Linked DNA regions of Homo sapiens: regions 1 and 3 are each linked to region 2. A link is a contact called in ENCODE Hi-C or POLR2A ChIA-PET data. All regions are on one chromosome and are shown on one strand. Each heading gives the region's core, a stretch centred on a gene start or an enhancer-like site at or near the end of the contact. The rest is flanking DNA. Distances are from core to core; before and after follow the strand shown. Region 1 has its middle 18 kb from the start of CLIC4. Region 2 holds the start of SRRM1 (serine and arginine repetitive matrix 1). Region 3 overlaps CLIC4 (chloride intracellular channel 4).

What was found. Hi-C counts contacts between places; a loop is a spot of excess contacts on that map. ChIA-PET counts read pairs that join two places held with the same protein, here RNA polymerase II (POLR2A). Pooled maps may share reads with other maps.
Region 1: a map with no recorded cell type shows a loop between it and region 2 (5-fold over the local background). The contact joins the enhancer-like site here to the promoter of SRRM1 in region 2. A Hi-C loop is called at or near these places in 1 of 168 maps with a recorded cell type or tissue (head of caudate nucleus), 1 of 37 single-sample maps with no recorded cell type and 6 of 50 pooled maps. POLR2A ChIA-PET finds 5 or more read pairs at or near these places in 2 of 52 experiments (BJ and GM10248).
Region 3: a map of endothelial cell of umbilical vein shows a loop between it and region 2 (3-fold over the local background). The contact joins the enhancer-like site here to the promoter of SRRM1 in region 2. A Hi-C loop is called at or near these places in 2 of 168 maps with a recorded cell type or tissue (endothelial cell of hepatic sinusoid and endothelial cell of umbilical vein) and 8 of 50 pooled maps. POLR2A ChIA-PET finds 5 or more read pairs at or near these places in 10 of 52 experiments (A549, B cell, BJ and 7 more).

The regions. Positions count from the first base shown.
Region 1 is chr1:24,725,491-24,729,332 of GRCh38, reverse strand. No RefSeq gene overlaps it. Among named protein-coding and RNA genes, the nearest start is that of CLIC4, 18 kb to the left of the region's middle. RefSeq lists a silencer at 3,701-3,842. Within about 2 kb of position 1,677, at least 24 of the 41 ENCODE cell types and tissues checked have a DNase peak (open chromatin) inside an H3K27ac peak, as active enhancers do.
Region 2 is chr1:24,641,770-24,645,463 of GRCh38, reverse strand. SRRM1 (serine and arginine repetitive matrix 1) reads right to left here and starts at 2,162. Exons shown (of 17, transcript NM_005839.4): 1 at 2,117-2,162. The coding sequence starts at 2,137. RefSeq lists silencers at 1,781-1,840, 2,101-2,420 and an enhancer at 2,491-2,590.
Region 3 is chr1:24,768,877-24,772,836 of GRCh38, reverse strand. The region is part of intron 1 of CLIC4 (chloride intracellular channel 4); the gene reads right to left. Among named protein-coding and RNA genes, the nearest start is that of CLIC4, 25 kb to the right of the region's middle. Within about 2 kb of position 2,481, at least 8 of the 41 ENCODE cell types and tissues checked have a DNase peak (open chromatin) inside an H3K27ac peak, as active enhancers do; they include endothelial cell of umbilical vein, where a contact is called at or near this core.

The DNA.
Region 1 (3,842 bases), core at 428-2,927, 84 kb before region 2:
CTAAAAGTGTCCACACAGATTGCTCATAGCTTGCATGAAGGAAAATTGTAACTTATGCAGAACTAGACCACCCCTTAGCCAGGTGATCAAAATTAACAGCACCCTTTCCAGGCAAACAGACCTCAGGTGCTTCCCGAAGTCACGCCCTGCAAAGCACACTATATCACTTTCGTAATGTTCCAGCTGAGAATGCAAAGCTGAATGTGTTCATGAGGAGACGTCAGATTCACCTGAGTTGAAGAACATTCTGTAAGAAAGATAACTTGCCAGGCACGGTGGCTCACGCCTGTAATCCCAACACTCTGGGAGGCCGAGGCGGGCAGATCACCTGACGTAGGGCGTTCAAGACCAGCCTGACCAATATGGAGAAACCCCATCTCTACTAAAAATACAAAATTAGCTGGGTGTGGTGGCGCATGCCTGCAATCCCAGCTACTCAGGAGGCTGAGGCAGGAGAATCGCTTGAACCGGGGAGGTGGAGATTGCGGTGAGCCAAGATCACGCCATTGCATTCCAGCCTGGGCAACAAGAGCGAAACTCCATCTCAAAAAAACAAAATAAATAAATAAATAAAAATAAAAAGGGTTGGGTGCGGTGGCTCACGCCTGTAATCCTAGCATGTTAGGAGGCTGAGGTGGGCGGATTACCTGAGTTCAGGAGTTTAAGACCAGCCCTGGCAACACGGTGAAACCCTGTCTCTACTAAAACACAAAAAATTAGCCGGGCGTGGCAGCATGTACCTGTATTCCCAGCTACTCGGGATGCTGAGACAGGAGAATTGCTTGAACCCAGGAGGCAGAGGTTGCAGTGAGCCGAGATCAGGCCACTGCACTCCACACTCCAGCCTGGGCGACAGAGCGAGACTCTGTATCTTAAAAAAAAAAAAATTATATGTATGTGTATATCCACATCTATGTCTATCAGTTTATCTCCATATATACATATAGATATGTATCCACATTTATTTTCTCTCTATATAGATGTAGATATGGATTCATATCTACTCTGTAGAAAGAGAAAATAAATGTGGCAAAATGCAAAACAATTGATGAATCTGGGTAAACGGTATTTAAGAGTTCTTTACATTATTTTTGCAAGTTTCCTGTTAGTTTGAAATTACTTCAAATTAAAATAAATGGGGGCCAGGCAAGAGGATCACCTGAGCCCAGGAGTTGGAGACCAGCCTGGCAACATGGTGAAACTCTGGCTCTACTAAAAGTACAAAAAATTAGCCGGGCATGGTGGCTTATACCTGTAGTGCCAGCTACTCGGGAGGCTGAGGTGGGAGGATTGCTATAGTCCAGGAGGTCGAGGCTGCAGTGAACCGTGATTGTGCCACTGCATTCCAGTCTGGGCAACAGAGTGAGACCCTGTCTCAAAAATTTAAATAAGTTAATTAATTACATTAAATAAACATCAAAGAGGTTCAAAGAGAGGGAAAAGCTGGATCCCCAAGTGATATTTAGGGGAATTTCCCCACTCCTGTTGGACTTAAGTGAGGTGCCAGAACTCATCCTATTACTTCTCTTTTTAAGGACTTTGTGGTGAATTAGTTGGTTTCTCTTTTGCTAACAGCCAGGAAGACACTCCAGCTGTCTTAGATCATCGTCCCCGAGGCCAACCCACAGTGTCTGGTCCTTGGGGCTGGGCCTCCTGGGCCGGCCAGCTGGGAAATAAGACAGCACTGCTCACATACTGCATCTTTCCAAAGTGAAACTGGCAAGGGAGTCTGAGCCGCTGGGGCCCACTTTTGAAAGTGGAGGGGAGAGTGCTGTTATGCTTTCTAAAAAGCTACACGTATAGGGTGTCATGGCTCACACCTGTATTCCCAGCACTTTGAGGGGCTAACACAGGTGGATCGCCTGAGGTCAGGAGTTCAAGGCCAACTTGGCAAAACCCCGTCTCTACTAAAAATATAAAAATTAGTTGGGCGTGGTGGTGCATGCCTTATAATCCCAGCTACTTGGGAGGCTGAGGCAGGACAATCACTTGAATCTGGGGGGACGGAGGTTACAGTGGGTCCAGATCGCGCCACTGCACTCCAGCCTCGGCGACAAGAGCAAAACTCCATCGAAAGAAAGAAAGAGACAGAGAGAGAGAGAGAGGAAGGAAAGAAGGAAGGAAGGAAGGTGACCTCACTGAGTGCGGTGGCTCACGCCTATAATTCCAGCACTTTGGGAGGCTGAGGTGAGAGGATTGCTTGAGTCCAGGGATTCAAGACCAGCTTGGGCAACATGGTCAGACCCTGTCTCTTCAAATAAATAAATAAAAAGTTTTTTTAATTAGTTGGGCTTGGTGGCACACACCTGTTTCAAAAAAAAAAAAAGTGTGGCCTCTCTTCTTGGTGCGGAAGTGCAGGGAGGAACGAGTGAAGAGCAGCTGCCTGCCTCACCTGGCCTGGGGTCCTGCAGGTTGAATGGGAGAGGAGAGCTTATTCATGTGGACACTTTGGAGGGAGGGAGTGCAAACCAGGACGGGCAGAGGGCATCTTTGAAGTTTTGTTCCCTGAGCTTGGAGGTGCTCATTTCTGTGGAAACAGCCACTTGGCTGGCAGCACACCGGGGCAAGTCAGCCTTGGCTCCTTCCAGGTGGAGCCAGGGTCTCTCCGAAAGGGGAATCTCTTAAAAGAGCCAGAACAGTGAATGGAAGGGGTGGGAGCCACAGATGGATTCCAAGGATAGCAAGAGGGGACTCTGCGGATTTCAGGAGACAGTCTGTTTTGTTTTTTTGTTCTTTTGATACGGAGTTTCACTCTTGTTGCCCAGGCTGGAGTGCAATGGTGCGATCTCGGCTCACCGCAACCTCTGCCTCCCGGGTTCAAGTGATTCTCCTGCCTCAGCCTCCCTAGTAGCTGGGATTACAGGCACCCGCCACCTGTAATAGCCCAGCTATTTTTTTTTTAGACGAAGTCTGACTCTGTCACCAGGCTGGAGTGCAGTGGCGTGATCTCAGCTCACGGCAACCTCCGCCTCCCAGGTTCAAGCAATTCTCCTGTCTTAGCCTCCCGAGTAGCTGGGACTACAGGCACGCACCACCACGCCCAGCTAATTTTTGTATTTTTAGTAGAGACGGGGTTTCACCATGTTTACCAGGATGGTCTCGATCTCTTGACCTCTTGATCCACCCACCTTGGCCTCCCAAAGTGCTGGGATTACAGGCGTGAGCCACCGCATCTGGCCAATTTTTTGTATTTTTAGTACGGACGAGGTTTCACTGTGTTGGCCACGCTAGTCTTGAACTCCTGACCTCAGGCGATCCACCCATCTCAGCCTCCCAAAGTGCTGGAGTCTGCTGTTGTTGTTGTTGTTGTTGTTGTCGTCGTTGTTTGAGACAGAGTCTCACTCTGTCACCCAGGCCAGAGTGCAATGGCGCCATCTCAGCTCACTGTAACCTCCGCCTCCCAGGCTCAACCGATTCTCATGCCTCAGCCTCCCGAGTAGCTGGGACTACAGGCGTGCGCCACCAGGCTTGGCTAATTTCTGTATTATTTGTAACGACAAGGTTTTGCCATGTTGCCCAGGCTGGTCTTGAACTTCTGAGCTCAAGTGATCCATCCACCTCGGCCTCCCAAAGTGCTGGAGTTACAGGCATGAGCCACCTCACCCCAGCCTATTTTTCTTTTTCTCACTTTTTCAAGATTCAACTCAAGTCCTACGAAGCAAGATCTTCTGGCTCTTGATCTTTTACATATCAGTTTCCCTGTCTCTCAGGCCTAAGGAGGGGGTCAGGCTTATACAATGGCCATCTCCCTGCCCTGCCTGCTGGAGACAAAACCCAGCTTCCCGCCTTTGTCTGTCAGATGCGGGTCTCCCTGCTGAGGCCACCACCAGCTGCTGTGATTC
Region 2 (3,694 bases), core at 913-3,412:
TAAACTCAATTTCAGCAAAGAACCTGGAAAAATGAAAGCTTACAAATACTACCTTAGATCATCGAGTGATCACTAATTATTCTTTTCATTTTGTCATTCCTACTGGCCCAATTAAACACGGAAATAACTGGCTGTGCCATCTGAAATGTACTGATTGGTTCACTGAGTTGGCCACAGTCCCCTGGAAAGCGATCAAAAAAAATTTTGTTTGAGAAGGTAAAAACTGTGCCACTACTTAGCCGTAAGATCGTAAACCAAGTTACCCAGCCTCTCTGAGGATAGTTCCTTCCCTGCTAAAATAGAGGTATAGAAACCTACTCTGCAGGGTTGCTGTGTACATACCAGAAATAACATATGTAAAGTATCTGGCATGTGGAAGAAGTTCATTGAATGGAAGATATAACTTCTATACTACCTGAAATAGTTCATCTGGTTGGCAGGGTACTAGATAATGACCCTAAAATATTTTAACTTGGATCTTAAATCCAGTTAACTCTTGTATTTAAGCAATTGTAGGCTGTGTACTAAAAACTCGCCCCTCTCCCAGACCTTTACCAATACCACAAGCAAACTTCATGTTAAAATTTGCTCATCAATCACCTTACTCTTTTATTTATTTGGACTCCTTTCCACAGAAAATATTTTGACAAAAGTCAGAAAAGGCTTTCACTTGTTTCAAAATACTACTTGCACTGCAGAAAATATTGAATATTTACTACAAAACACTTTGATGGAAATTACAAAATGGACAGTTCATAAGCAGTTTGCAAATTCGATACGCTAATCTGAAACTATCATTCCAAAATAAGTATCTTACTGTTTGCCTAAGAACAGCTGGTTGTTCTTAGGTAAAATACTTGGGGGATAACATTCTAACATGACGAAAAACTCGTTGGCATATTTAAAGCCAATTAAAGAAGGATTTCAATGTCCAATTCGGAGTGTCCAAAGATATTTTTACTAAAGTTCTGGCCCTCCTCCCTTCCAATTTTTCCTTTGAAAACACACAAACTGCAAATTACATGCTCTAAAGAGAAGAGCTAACGTGTATTTCAGAAAACGGATATATTGGCTTAGATCAACTAGTTTCTATACGACTTCATTCTGCATTAACAGTTTGCAAGCCCTGAGAGACCAATGGTGCTCAACTCTAGTCCTGTGTCCCTTCTAGATCTTGATCTAGTACTAATTTCCTACAGGAGGGGACTATGGGACACACAGGCTCCAGCACGAGCCTGATAAAGTGTGGGCCCCGAGAACCAACTACGACGGAGTAACTTCCCTGCCTGCAGGCGATGGGCAGACGACGCTGGCAGAGCCTAGGTAAGAGTTACCTTTCACCAGCGGACTCCAAGAGTAAAACACGATGGTGGCGGGTGGTGAGGGATGTGGAGGGCGGGAAGGAATTGAATCACTCCACAACCTGCCTCCATACCCGCGCATAGTTTTCGTTGCACCCTCTACCCTCACAGAACCTTAAATTCACATTGTCCCAACAAGTTATCTACGTCCCCCTCCCTGAAGGGATATCAAATTGGGCGGGAGCTCCCGCGAACCCTGACCTGGCGCCTCCACGAAGGCTTAGGACCTGGAGGGAGGACGTTGGGGGGCGGGGAGGGCGCTTTTTCAAAAAAAGCCGCTGAATGCTTCTTCCTGTTCTCCCTCCCCTAAGGTGCTCTCCCAAGATGTACCCCCAAACCATATTCTCCCTGCCCTGCCGCCACCAGTGACCTTAGGGCTTTCCTTTGGCCTCCCACTCGGGACTTCCTCCTCCGGCTCCGCTAGGCCCCAGGACCCGGCGGCACGCACGGCGCTCGGCCTGCAGGCCCCGCCAGGCAGGCGGGCAGCGAGGTACCATCCCGGCCCATTCCCGCCGCCATTTTCCGGCCACCGTCGCCGCCGCGTAGGGGGGACCATTCCGGAGGAGGAGACTGCGCAGGGGCGCACCGGTCTCCGCCGCAGCGCACGGGGGGGGGGGGGGTGCGCCGGCTCTAGGAGGAATCCTTAAGATCTCCGAAGCTCCCCTCGCTGGCCACCCTGTGCCAAGCTAAGGTCTCCTACCAGGCCTTACCGAGAAGTCCCTGGCCTCACCCCGGCGCCCGGCGCTTCTACTTACGCGGAAAAATCCCGCGTCCATCTTGCCGCCTCGCTCGGAGATCGCTCCCTATCCCAGGGTACACCGCGCCGCCGCGACGGAGGGCGGGACCGGCGGAGGGAAAGCCGAGCGCCGGGACGCAGCGCGCGTCGTTGCGCCCGCCCCCTCCGGCCGACACGAGGCCGCGCCTGCTCAGTGCGCCGAGAGCCCGCCACGCGTGCGCACGAGCGCCAGCGGGGGCGGGCTTCTGTCAGGCCCTAAACTCCCCGGTAGGTAGTGGAGGAGGCGAACCTGACGACCGCAGCCAATGGGAGCAAAAGGGAAGGCCGTCGAGTCGCCCCGCCCTGCAAGTCCTTTTGTGGCGCGTGACCATCCTTGTTCGCGCAATGTGACGTGACCCATCCTTCGACCCGTAGTGGAAGAGGCTTGGCGTCCTGGAGTTCCATGAAGCGATTGAAGAGAAAGGCTGTTACCTCAGAGTGACGCGGGCGAGGCGGCCCGTGCGCCGACGAGAGGCCTGCGGCTTCCCTCTCGTTGTGAAAGTTGTGATTGTGTAGGTTTTACGCGTTTACCAGACGAGAGAGGATTGTCTGTAAAGCGGTCGAGCCTGGCAGCAGACATGAAATCTGCCTTGTAGCTCAGCTTGCTCAGCCTTTGGAGGAAGCTGGAAGTGTCCAGTAGATGGGTTTCGGTTTCGGCGGCCCGGTAATCACGCCGCTGGGCAGGACGCCCGCCAGAGAGCCGTGGTCCTCGGGCTCTGCCTCGGGCTCTCCCCAGCCCGGGTCTCGGACTCCGAGAAGCACCAGCTTCCTCGCAGCGCCTCGCCTGGCCGCCCTGGTGCCTCTGCTCTGGCTGCGAGGGCCTTGGGTTGGATGCGCACTGCTAGATTTTCTTATTTTGAAAATTATTGGCCGGGCGCGGTGGCTCACGCCTGTAATCCCAGCACTTTGGGAGGCCGAGGCGGGCGGATCACGAGGTCAGGAGATCGAGACCATCCTGGCTAACACGGTGAAACCCCGTCTCTACTAAAAATACAAAAAATTAGCTGGGCGTGGTGGCGGGCGTCTGTAGTCCCAGCTACTCGGGAGGCTGAGGCAGGAGAATGGCATTAACCCGGGAGGTGGAGCTTGCAGTGAGCCGAGATCACGCCACTGCACTCCAGCCTGGGTGACAGAGCGAGACTGTCTCAAAAAAAAAAGTTATTTTTATCTAATAAAGCAGAGATGGGGGTCTCGCTCTGTTGCTGGTCTCGAACTCCTGGCCTCCCAAAGTGCAGGGACTTCAGGCCTGAGCCACCGCGCCCGGCCCCACTCTGCCAGCTTTTTCGCAAGCGCTTCTCGCCCTTCTCGCTTCCCTTTCTCGGAGGGAAAGCCGGCGTCCCTTTCTCAGAAAGGCCTCCTCCGGCCATCTTTTGCATCGTTCCCGCCCCCACACACACTCTCGCCTCCCTTTTCTCTTTTTTTCCATGGCACTTAGCCCACCTGAAAGTATGTGTGTGTTTGCTCTCGTGGCTGGAGACACTAGCTGTGTGCTGGAGACATCCCTGCATCTCCAGCTCAGACTTCTCTCTTGACCGTCCCACGTGCCCCAAGTTGAAAT
Region 3 (3,960 bases), core at 1,232-3,731, 130 kb before region 2:
TTTAATTTTGGATTATGTATTTTTAAATGTTCATTAAAATATATTACAAAATCAGCCGGGCGCTGTGGCTCACACCTGTAATCCCAGCACTTTGGGAGGCCAAGGTGGGTGGATCATGAGGTCAGGGGTTCAAGACCAGCCTGGCCAAGATGGTGAAACCCCGTCTCTACTAATAATACAAAAATTAGCTGGACACGGTGGCGGGCACCTGTAATTCCAGCTACTCAGGAGGCTGAGGCAGGAGAATCGCTTGAATCTGGGAGGCGGAGACTGCAGTGAGCTGAGATCGTGCCACTGCACTCTAGCCTGGGCGAGAGAGCAAGACTCCGTCTCTCTCTATATATATACATTACAAAATTAGTTTCCGCAAAAATTATATATTCAACACTGTATTTCAGCTGTGAAAGTTAATATTCAGAATTCTTGTCTATCTTCTTTGCTGGCCTAAAACTTCAAATATCTGAAGAGTATAACATAGCAGGATGTTTCTTACTGAAATATTTTACTTCGGATTTCAATGCACAGGTTACTCAAATATGATGAAGGAAAATTCTATAAATTTGACTGGCTTTAAAAAAAAAAGAAGAAGAAGAATGGTTCTGTGTCTGCTTTATTTTAGATACAACAAACAAAATCTTTCCTTAAACTTTCTTTCAGGAGCTCACCTGGGAAATAAAATATATTCTTTCGGGTCAAAGAATTCACTCCTGAAATATTTTTTCTTTCTTTGGCAAACTGCCTCCATTATCATGAAGAATTTGTATTGGCTCTATTTTTGTTATCTAATAGATTGCTTCTAATTATGAGAATTTAATTCTCTGGATCTGACGTTGGAATCTCAGGGCTCAACTTTCTGCCTAAGCCTAAGCTTAAGCCAAGCCTAAGGCTACCTTGGCATATAAAATAATACAAACTGGACTGAACATCACCTCCAAGAAATACACCCACTTGACAGATGAGGTAGCAGATCAATTAGGATACACATAGGACTTGAACCTGGCCTTCCAGTTACATAATATTCTAGTTCTCTAAACCAATCTGTTAGGTTTAGACCAATAGCTATATAGTGAGTAGCTAGTTACAAAACCCCAATTACATGTCTCAAGTTCAATAACTGAATACTACTTTTAACTCTGGTATTTTACTATGAGGTAATATAGAACACAATAACAGAAAATATTTAATATATTCTCTCTTACATGCTTATATTCCTATACTATGCACACCAATTTGCCAAAAAACACTAATAAATGCTTACTGAATTAATGAATTATCTCCTATATATAAAGGTTTGTGGTAGGGGGTAGATATAAAAGATGAAGAAAATAGTCCCTTAGTCTTTAGAAGAACATAATAATTTTTTAAATTTAAAATATAAAAAGAAGAAAAAAGAAAATAATCCCTTATCCTTGATCTCCTGGAATTTACATTCTAGCCTGGAACAAAAATGTAATTAAAGGTGATTCAGATGAGTGGCAGAATATAAAAATGCACAAACTGCCCCAAACAGTAGGAAAGAGTAGTTCTGCTAAGGGAACAACATGGTCAGAGAAGGATTCAGAACAGATTCCAACTTAGGCTTGGAGAACATTTAGTTTCATGAACTGATCCCTAAAACCCCGAAATATGTTAAGCTAAACTTTTTACACAATTAGTTGTATTCCAAAGTATTTATAGTAAGATGCGCCACAGATGTGTGTATATAGTTCTTCTCTTCAGAAGCATAGCACGTTCGTAAGGGCTTGAGTGTTTAGGAATGCTTGCAAAGGGCTCTAAGAAGGAACACAAGAGTTGGAAATAATTATTGTAAGAATGCTTTGGGGGACTTTTCAAAGTCCTTATTTGAGAAGGACATGTGCTGTGACCAGAAGCAGATTTATTCCATCATTCCGTTCTATTACAATCTCTCTAACCAGCCAATCAGAAGAAATCCTATTACCATTTAGCCATACTGAGATCTGCTTTAATGGTTAAAAATGGAATAAACCAAGAAAATACTAAGTAAAACACGTTTCTTACAACTTACAAAGATGAGTCCAGCCTCACAGTAAAAATATGTGACAAAGACTCAAGGATAAAACCAACTCAAAAAACAAAAAAAAAAGAAGAAGAATTGGTGTGAGGAAAATGACAAGGTCAAGAAATTAAAGAAGCTAATTTATTTATAACCTCCCCTCAAAGGGAGGCATAAGTGACTATGCTTCATATACAAAGCAACTTTTTAAAAATTTGTGTGCTTGTTTTACAGAAAGATTCCTTATAATTTTTTTATTCTTTTTTTAAAGAAGCAAAGGCAGGCAGACTATAAGACTAATCAGTTTGGTAAGTGAGCCAAAAGCAAGGGGGGAAAAAACAGATCCAAAAGCACTGGCTGATCTCATTAGCTTTGCTTAAGAAACTTTATAGATGTGACTTCACTCCTGGATTACACGTCTATATTTAGTTTATACCTAATATGGATAAAGTCTTGAACCAACAGTCATTTCCTCTCTCCACAAAAAGAAACTTCCTTGCCTTTTTTTTTTTTTTCTACCAACCTCTGAAGGGGGAGGAAGGGAGAAAGGGAGAGGGCAGAAAGAAAAGAACTCACAGAAAAATAATTAACAAATTAGTATATGATTTTTGTTAAACTTGAACCATTTAGACATTTCTCAATTGGAAAACAATCCTAAAATCAAAATATGTGAGGCCAAGCACAATGGCTCATGCCTGTAATGGGAGGCCAAAGTGGGAGGATAACTTGAGTCCAGGAGTTCAAGACCATCTTAGGCAACACAGTGAGACCTCATCTCCACAAAAAAATTAATTTAAAAAAAATTAGCTGGGCATGGTGGCACTGCAAGTCCCAGCTACTCAGGGAGCTAAAGGAGGAGGATCACTTGAGCCCAGGAGGTCAAGGTGGCAGTGACCTGTGATGACACCACTGCACTCCATCCTGGGCAACAGTGAAACTCTGCCTTAAAAAAAAAAAAGACATTCAAGTCAGGTTCCTTAACAAGTTTATAAATAAACCCTCTAAAGTGCTTTATAAAATACTAATTAACCAGGCCCCCAAAATGCAACGAGGTGAGGTAATGGAAATTTTAGTTGCCTTTCAAATTTTACCAAGAGAACTGAAAGCAACCAAAGTCATCTAATGAACCATCTAGGCTCACTAGTTGTTAGTATGTTTTAGAAATATCCTTAAATATTCTCAGAATTTTTTTTTCAGGGTGACTGAAAACAGAACATAAGAAATTCTGTTAGGAAAGCATTCAAGTTTCAAATAAATAGAGAAAAATAACATAAACAAAGTTATTGATTCAGGTTCTGAAATCCCAAAGACGTTAGTACAAATCACAGTACTGCTACTTACTGGCCCTGCAACCATACCCAAACAATGATCTCTCTAATTCTCATGTGTTAAACAGTATTGATAGCACCTATTTCAAAGTTTATATGAGGATTAAATTAGCTAACACATGCAAACGGCTGGCACACTGTGCCTGGCCCATAGTAAGCACCCAATGCTATCTATTACCTCATGACCATTATTCTGGCTTTAGTAGGGAAACAAAAACTTACTGATCATTTTTTATATATCTGTTTATTCTGTATAGTGATAAATTAAGTAGCTTCAGAAAACTTATAACATTATTATAAAATAAAGATTTTAAAGTCACTTCATGATTCTTACATTATGTTTTTTTGTTTGTTTTCTTTTGTTTTGAGACAGAGTCTCACTCTGCCACCCAGGCTGGAGTGGAGTGGTGCAATCAGAGTGGCTCACTACAGCCTCAATCTCCTGCTTCAGCCCCACTAGTAGCTGAGACCACAGGCATGTGCCACCATGCCCCGCTATTTTTAATTATCATTAAATAAATGATAGAGATTATATCTACCAATTACAGACATGCTAAAGTTTTCTTTCTTTTTCTTTTTTTTTTTTTTTTTGGTGAGGCAGAGTCTCACTCTGTCGCC